Regions from separate parts of the Mus musculus genome. Here regions 2 and 3 are each linked to region 1. Evidence: chromatin loops called from intact Hi-C (ENCODE). Cell type or tissue: heart. All regions are shown on one strand. Region 1 holds the start of Zfp617 (zinc finger protein 617). Region 2 holds the start of Tpm4 (tropomyosin 4). Region 3 has its middle 21 kb from the start of Zfp961.

The links. Peaks named below come from ENCODE experiments on the same cell type or tissue, not always from the same donor. Only the 100,000 strongest peaks of a DNase experiment are listed, where the experiment ranks them.
Region 2: a loop joins it to region 1, with 2.1 times the contacts of the local background. A loop is called at or near these places in 4 of 42 quality-filtered maps.
Region 3: a loop joins it to region 1, with 2.2 times the contacts of the local background. A loop is called at or near these places in 4 of 42 quality-filtered maps.

The regions. Positions count from the first base shown.
Region 1 is chr8:71,921,435-71,923,934 of GRCm38, forward strand. Zfp617 (zinc finger protein 617) reads left to right here and starts at 1,391. Exons shown (of 4, transcript NM_133358.3): 1 at 1,391-1,538. The coding sequence starts at 1,536. In heart, no CTCF peak of the experiment used is centred here; a DNase peak (open chromatin) is centred at 1,327; H3K4me3 peaks cover 1,623 bases; H3K27ac peaks cover 1,801 bases.
Region 2 is chr8:72,134,537-72,137,036 of GRCm38, forward strand. Tpm4 (tropomyosin 4) reads left to right here and starts at 752. Exons shown (of 8, transcript NM_001001491.2): 1 at 752-917. The coding sequence starts at 786. In heart, a CTCF peak has its summit at 1,398; DNase peaks (open chromatin) are centred at 665, 1,375 and 2,265; H3K4me3 peaks cover 2,375 bases; H3K27ac peaks cover 2,500 bases.
Region 3 is chr8:71,970,883-71,973,382 of GRCm38, forward strand. No RefSeq gene overlaps it. Among named protein-coding and RNA genes, the nearest start is that of Zfp961, 21 kb to the left of the region's middle. In heart, CTCF peaks have their summits at 1,274 and 2,359; no DNase peak of the experiment used is centred here.

The sequences.
Region 1 (2,500 bases):
CTGTGACAGTTCTCAATAGTACCTGGCTCGTCCTTGCTCCCGTTCAGGTACACTATGCTGAAACATATCAAGTGATATGAAAGTTCCTGCCCCCTAAAAGGTAATTTTTTAAAAAATCAGACCTTTTTATTTGTTCTGGGGAGTAGTCTGAGACACCTTAGGAAGATAGATAGCTCTGGGATTTGGTCCAGACAATGAAAGCTGTATCTCAGGCTCTTCTGCTCTCCCCTCCCCTTCTCAAGGTTAGTCTGTCCACCTCTGCCTGCCCCTCATCTCCTCTACCTCCTTCCCCACATCACCTCCTCCCAGACCCGCCTGCCAGGCTTCGAATGGAAGCCTGCCCCTTCTTTTTTTTTTTTTTTTTTTTTCTCGAGACAAGGTTTCCCTGTATAGCTCTGGCTGTCCTGGAACTCACTTTGTAGACCAGTCTGGCCTCGAACTCAGAAATCTGCCTGCCTCTGCCTCCCAAGTGCTGGAATTAAAGGCGTGCACCACCACGCCTGGCCCCCTGCCCCTTCTTTTAAGGCCTTTTTTGTTGGTTGGTTGGTTGGTTGGTTGGTTTTTTGTTGTTGTTGTTGTTGTTGGTTTTTTCGAGACGGGGTTTCTCTGTATAGCCCTGGCTGTCCTGGAACTCACTTTGTAGACCAGGCTGGCCTCGAACTTAGAAATCCGCCTGCCTCTGCCCCCCCCCCCCGAGTTCTGGGACTAAAGGTGTGCACCACCACACCCGGCTTAAGGCCCTATTTTTAGAGCTGCATAAATTGTACTGTTTCTGTCTAATGTCACTTCCACCTACAGGGCTGAGCATGGCTTGAGGCACTTTATAATAAACCTCATTTCTAAAAAGAATGTCCTTTGTGGAAGAGCTGCTGAAGCTTTTTTTTAATTGCTGGAAAGTACAGTTTTTTTAATGTTGTCATTAGCGTGTATTAATTACACGAAAAGTTTCAATATAACATTTTCATTCATGTATCTTGTTTATATTCATACACACACAGACCTTTACCTGCTCTTGTCCCTCTCGAATTCTTTCATCTTTTATGTCTTTGTGTGTCCCAATGAATCTCATTAGTGTTGTTGACAGGAGAGGGAGTGGTTGTGTCAGTAAGAGGGAGAATAAATTTATTCTGTCACTTAGGCTTCGGAGACTGGATCTGTGGGCCCAGCAATAAGGGCCAAAGGAGCGGCAGGTAGGGTGCCGAGAGGCAGCGCCTTGTCCGCCATCTCCCTTCCGGGCGGTTCTCAGTAACCAACTGTGGGAGTCCCGGACGGTTTAGCGTCCTTGGCTGTATGACGCCATACCCTAGGAAAGGTCGGGAGGTCCGCCGGAAACTCCCGGTACAGACACCAGTGTGTGAGCTGGCCAATCAGCAGCGCCGGCGGGAGGAGCGGAAGTTCCTCACCCGCCATCTTTCTTGCTGGCGCTTCCCTCCTCACAGCTCTCAGCTGAGGAAGTCCAAGTTGCTGAGCCTCCGCGGCCGTGTGAGTGCCTGTTCCGGAGCCTCTGTGGAGCCGCGGCAGGCCTGGGCACAGACATGGTGAGCCAGGCGAGTGGCGGGGCTGTGCGCGGCGCCCTTGGTCCCGGGCGGCGGGATCCCGGTGCTGCGCCGGGGGACGAAGGGCGGCTGCGCACTGTCGCCTGCGGCTCCAGAAAAGCTGCTTTTCCCCTTAGGGAAAGTCAGTCGAAAGCGGGATTCCGAGGCTGGATGATGTGGAGCCGAGCTGGAAGTTTAGGAGACAATTCTTGCGAGTGAGAATTTACGCCCCGCCATGCACGGAGGCCAGGGGAGGTCACCCGGTGTCCTGCTTTGTCACGGCCCGCCTTATTCCTGTGAGACAGGGTTTCTTACTGAACCTGTGGCTAGGCTGCCTGCTAGCAAGCTCCAGCGATCCTCCGGGCTCTGTCCCCATGCCTGGCATTTACTTGGGTGTTTTTTATTTGAACTCGGGTTCTCACCCTTGCTCAGCGAGCACTCTTACACACCGAGTTATCTCTCCAGGCCCGAGAAACATGTCTAATATAGATCTTAAGCGCAGAGATTAATGGAAGTGAACCTGGGAAAACTGAGACATACCGAGATGTGAGGGAACTTCTCAGGGGACAGTCACAGTTCTTTTCCATGGGTACATGCGGCTCCCGCATTTAGGATTGTAATATCCTCTTGGTAGATTATCCCTTTATAGAGTATGACGAGACTATCTTTATCCCTTCTGACTTAAGGTCGGAGGAAGAACTTTTCAATTTTCGTCATCTCTGTGAGTATGGTACTTGAGGGTTTTCAAGTTTATCTTTTACTCTTGGGTTAAATACTGCTCTTACCTCTGCTCCTTTTTCCAGTAATAAAAGTTTTTTTGGAAACGACTGGACTTTAAGTCGTGGTCAAGTTCAAATCATAGTGAATTGCAAACGTATCGGTTTCTTTGTTTTGGATTTTTTTTGTTGTTTTGCTTTGTTGTTTGTTTGTTTTTGTTTTGTTTGAGACTAGATCTTACATATCCT
Region 2 (2,500 bases), 210 kb after region 1:
GTGTTTTGCATGCATGCATGCCTATGCTAAGGGGTCATGGAAGCAGAGAATGTTGGCTCCCCTGGAACAGGAGCTGGGAATCAACCTGAGTCCTCTGTACAAGACCTTGTCTATATACACTTTTTACTTTCACAAACTTGTGTCCTCTGAATGAGACCTTCTTTATATAAACCTTTTACTTTCTACATTAATGTGGGCGCATGTGTGAGATTAATGGACTCTGGGCATTAGGCTTGGTGGCAAGCACCTCTACCCATGGAGCCATCTCATCAGCTCATAAAGACTTTGTTCATTTGCAGGGCCTTAAACTCCCAGTCCTTCTGCCTCAGCCTCCCAAACTCCGGGCAATGGACCATTAGGCTGACTCATTATCTTCTGTGTCCCCAGGTGAAAGAGCAGCTGACGTAGTTCCAGAAGAAACTGAAATGCGTGGAGGACGAACTGGACAGGCACTCCGAGGACCTGACAGACTTAAAGAAGACTCTAAAGCAGACGGAGAATAAAGGCTCCCAGGTAAGTGCGCGGCCGCTGGGCCAGGCGGGGCGGGCAGTGAGGGAGGACGAGGAGCCCACAGGGCAAAGGCGGCTAGCTGCACCGACGTCAGCCACCCCCTCCCACCCACCCCCCGCCCGGTGCTGACGTCGCGGCCGGCCCGGGTGACCTCATGGGCCTGACAGCAGGGCCGGGGGGCGGGGAGAGGCGGGGGCGGCCCCGGCGTGGCCAAGGCTGGCGGGCCCGGGCGCGGCCGCCCAGCTGTCGCCGGAGCCCAGCAGAACGATTGAGCTATGGCCGGCCTCAACTCACTGGAGGCAGTGAAGCGCAAGATCCAGGCCCTGCAGCAGCAGGCAGACGACGCAGAGGATCGCGCGCAAGGCCTGCAGCGCGAACTGGATGGCGAGCGCGAGCGGCGCGAGAAAGTGAGAGACCAGGACCCGCGCCGTCCGCGACCCCCGCCCGATCCCACTTTTCGTCCCGCGCGCTTCCGGGCCCGCAGTGCTCCCTGGCGCCCTCTTTTCTTCCCAGCTCCGCATGCTTCTAGCTCCCCCTTCCTCCGTCTCCCCTCCGCCTTGATCATCCATACCCTTGGATCCTGGAGCCCCGTACGCTGGCGGGGCAGGAACTGGGAGGTTGCGGGGGGGACAGTCCTGCGCGGGGCACTCCGGAGTAGTGGGGCAAATACCGCGCTCCCATTGTCTGCGGCTGACCAAGGTGGGGGCGGGGGCGGTGCGCGCTTTTGCTTCTTCGCGCCCGAACTTTCCCGGCACGTCCTTAGGGTGCGGCCGCGACACGTCCGCTGAGGGCGGGGTGGGGACAGGAGAATTTGGACGCTGGCCTGCAGGACACCCACCACCACCACCATCACCCTGTGTCCCCCTAGCCCCAGGTAATATCCACTAGGGGGCCTGCCCGACGCCGGAGCGCCCACTGTATGCGCCTTCCCTGAGAGTTCAGGGACCGGGGTGCATGAATAGTTCGGAAAGAGGAAAGGCCTCCGCGCCTCCTCTTCATCCCTGGGTCAAGCCCGGGGCCAGAGATGGGTCTGGGTTCTAAGCCCAGCTCTGGCACCCACAAAGCGTTCGATTCGTGTCTCCCAAAAGTCTGCTACAGGTGGGTAGAAAGAAAAGACTAGGGAGAGGCATTCCAGACGTTTCCGGGGCAAGGAGAGCCCCTTGCCTGAGTAGTAGGGCGGTGTTTGCTAGCGAAGGAGACTCACAGACAAGGGAAGAAGTGTTGTGTGATTGCCCAGGTCTCCTGAAGCCGTAGTGTGGGAACTCAGGGCGGGGACCCTAGAAACTGAAAGGCTAGGTGGAGTTGGCAGTGCAGGTACCGCCTGGACTCCTCCCAAGACTGCCTGGGCGACAGCCTGGCCTGGGTAGAAGCCTTGAATCCCTCAAGGACCGCTCGGGCTGGAGAAAGCCTCAGAACCGGGCGGAAGCTCTGCACAGTAGCTGTTACGGCTTCTCATACGCCCGTCCCACCCTAGACATCTCCAAAATGGCCTCGAGACTCCAGCCAAGCCAGGAATTTGGCGGCCCAAGGGTGGAGTGCGGGGGATGCCTTTTGGAAAACTCTGAGCTGCTTTAAAAGTTCATGTGGGAAAGCATGCTTCTTTTGGTTGTAGAAAGACATCTCAAGTTGATTCCGGGCCAGAAACACCCAGACTAGAAATGGGGTTGGGGTGTGTGTAGCTGATTTCTGGGCTTGTGTCCCAACAGCTGGTTTCATTTAGATTTTTGTGTGATTAACCGACGTCTTCCTGTTGCTTGGCCACAAGTATCTAGCAAGCCTCTTTTACCTTATAAGGGAAACCCTTTGTAGCCGGTGGAAGGCTTTGATTGCAGGAAGGGGCGGAGCTCAAGATGACTTAGGATGTGTGTGTGTGTGTGTGTGTGTGTGTGTGTGAATGAATGCATGGATGTGAACTAGAGCTCTTTCTGTTTTAAACAGTTGAAAATATGCCAAGATCAAAGTGTGCCTCTTCAGTCTAAGTTCTTTTCCT
Region 3 (2,500 bases), 49 kb after region 1:
TAGCTGAACTTAGAGGTGGCTTTATGCCACCTGACATGGGTGCTGAAAACCAAAAGTAGGCGCTCTGTAAGAGCTAGTGTTGGACCCTCTCTCCAGCCCCATTGGCATCCATGTCTGGGGAATGCTTTCACTTAGCTATGCTTTCACTTAGCTATAATGCTGCCTCAGATGCATATCCTTGGCTCCAACACTGCCACTGTGTGGAGCTCTGTTTGCTCATGAATGTTGCTTTGAAAATTGACTTTCCCTGGGGTGTCATTCAATAGTTTAGTAGCCCTGGGTTTAGTTCCCCAACACTCCCTCCTTCCCATCCTCACTTGGAAGCAGCCTTTTGTGCTCCCCACCCCCAACACTCCCCAATAAATCTTAAAGTCTGTTTCATGATTTTTGTAGGGAGTGTGGGAATAAAAGCTAGGTCATGTTGGGCATCTGCCAGTCCCTGCATCTCTGTGACACGCAGAGAGAAGGGGGGCAGTGCGTAGAAGACAGGACATGGTGGGAGGCATCCTCCCTTTCTGGGGTGGTTTGAATAGGTATAGCCTCCATAGATTCATGTGTTTAAATATTTGCCCCATAGGGAGCGGCCCTGTTAGGTGCAGCCTTGTTCTTCAGCTGAATGAAGTCCTCCAGCACCATCTTTAAAATGGTAAGACATAAGCTGGGCGTGGTGGCGTACGCCTTTAATCCCAGCACTCGGGAGGCAGAGGCAGGCGGATTTCTGAGTTCGAGGCCAGCCTGGTCTACAAAGTGAGTTCCAGGACAAGCTGGGCTACGCAGAGATACCCTGTCTCGAAAAACCAAAAAATAAAAAAATAAAAATAATATGGAAAGACATACGCAGCATATTTTTGAACCTTCCAGGATTCTTTATCCCCACTTTCTGACCTGGGCTATGGCCTTCTGCACCAGGAAAAGGCACTCTGTGAAGGCTCGAAAACACCCCACCCATTTTTTCAGATGAGGAAAACAGTTCCAGAAAGGGGGGTGGGGGGGATGTTCTCCCTTAGGACAAGAGCTAGAACCCAGAAGGGGACAGCTTTTTTCAGGAGCCAGCAAGATGGCTCACTTGCTGCCAAGAGAATTCAATAACTGAACTCCTACTGAAAGACAAGAACTGAATACAGCAAATTGTCCTCTAACCTCCACACACACACATCATGGAGGTGTGTGTGTTTGTGTGTGTAATTTTTTTTAAAAACAAAAAATCTGTTCATCCACAATGGAGCACTGACTATCCAGACACCTTTAGGGAACACTCTAGTGGTCAGTGTTGGAATGACACTGACTGGATTCCCTGAAACTGTGGAGAGATGGACAGACCAGCTTCTGTCATTGTCATCATCATTGGTTAGTAGAACCAGAAAGATTTCATTCTTCCAACACGTCTCTGTTTCCCTAATAGCAGGGTGACATAAATGTTTCCTTTATTTCTGATAATTTCATACATGTACACAATGAAATGATGGAATTGACCTTTATCTCCCATTTCCTCTCTTCCACTCTCCCCATATTCCTGTAACACCTTATGCCCTTCCCCCAGCCTTGAGCAGGCTAAACAGACCTTAATTGTTTGCCACAGTTGGTCTTCCATTGGCATAGCTGACCCAGGGTGGAGTCTTCCCACCTAGGTGGAGGTCTTCCACCTTGTAGCACCTGCAGTTTCCTATAGAAGCAGATTGCCTGCCGAGCTTGCTTTGCAACATAATCCAGTTGAAGCAAAGCAACATAATCCAGCTGAAACAAAGGTTGGGTCTGTGGGTTTTCCCTATATAAACACAAAGCTGAGTATTAAACTTTGAGCCTTGAATCAGAAAACTTTGTCTTGGCTTCATCCTCTCTCACCCACCCATCCTTTTTCATTTCCAGCCCCCTTTCAGGCACCCAGTTCTCCTTGGCTGCTGGACAGCTACAGGTGGCACCCAAACGAGGGGACTGAGCACACCGGGGTGGGGTGGGGGGCGATTTCAACTGAGAAACGCTGTCTTGATGGATCCACAGAAAATAGAAGTAATTGAATCCTGCACAGTGGTAAGCAACAAAAGCATTAATGCTAGCGCTAGCCATAAATTTCATCTTTTGGAGCCTGTTGTAGGAGGTGCAATAAGGGGATACAGGCTAGGTTGAAGAAGTGTTGAATTCACCTAGGGGTTGGCAGTGTAGATGGGATAGGGGAATTCTAAACAGGCATTTGTCTGCAGCCTCAAAGAGCTGCTTCAGGTGAGAGGAGCAGGGTTTAAAGACAGCTGTTAGAAAACATTTTAGATCAGATAGATTCATGCTGCCCATGGTTTTAAGAAGAAAGAACTTTGGATAAGGAAACCTGGGGGAAAATTGGACAAGTTCTGAGAACCACCCAGGAAGACTCTATCGTCCTCTGCCTCTGGGCACTTATAAAAGATGCTGTTGATGAAGAGACCTCAGAGGCATTAGCTAACTCCCAGGGATTGCTTGAAGAACTTCAGGAGGACTGCCTGTCAGAGAGCTTCCTCAGAAAAAGGCT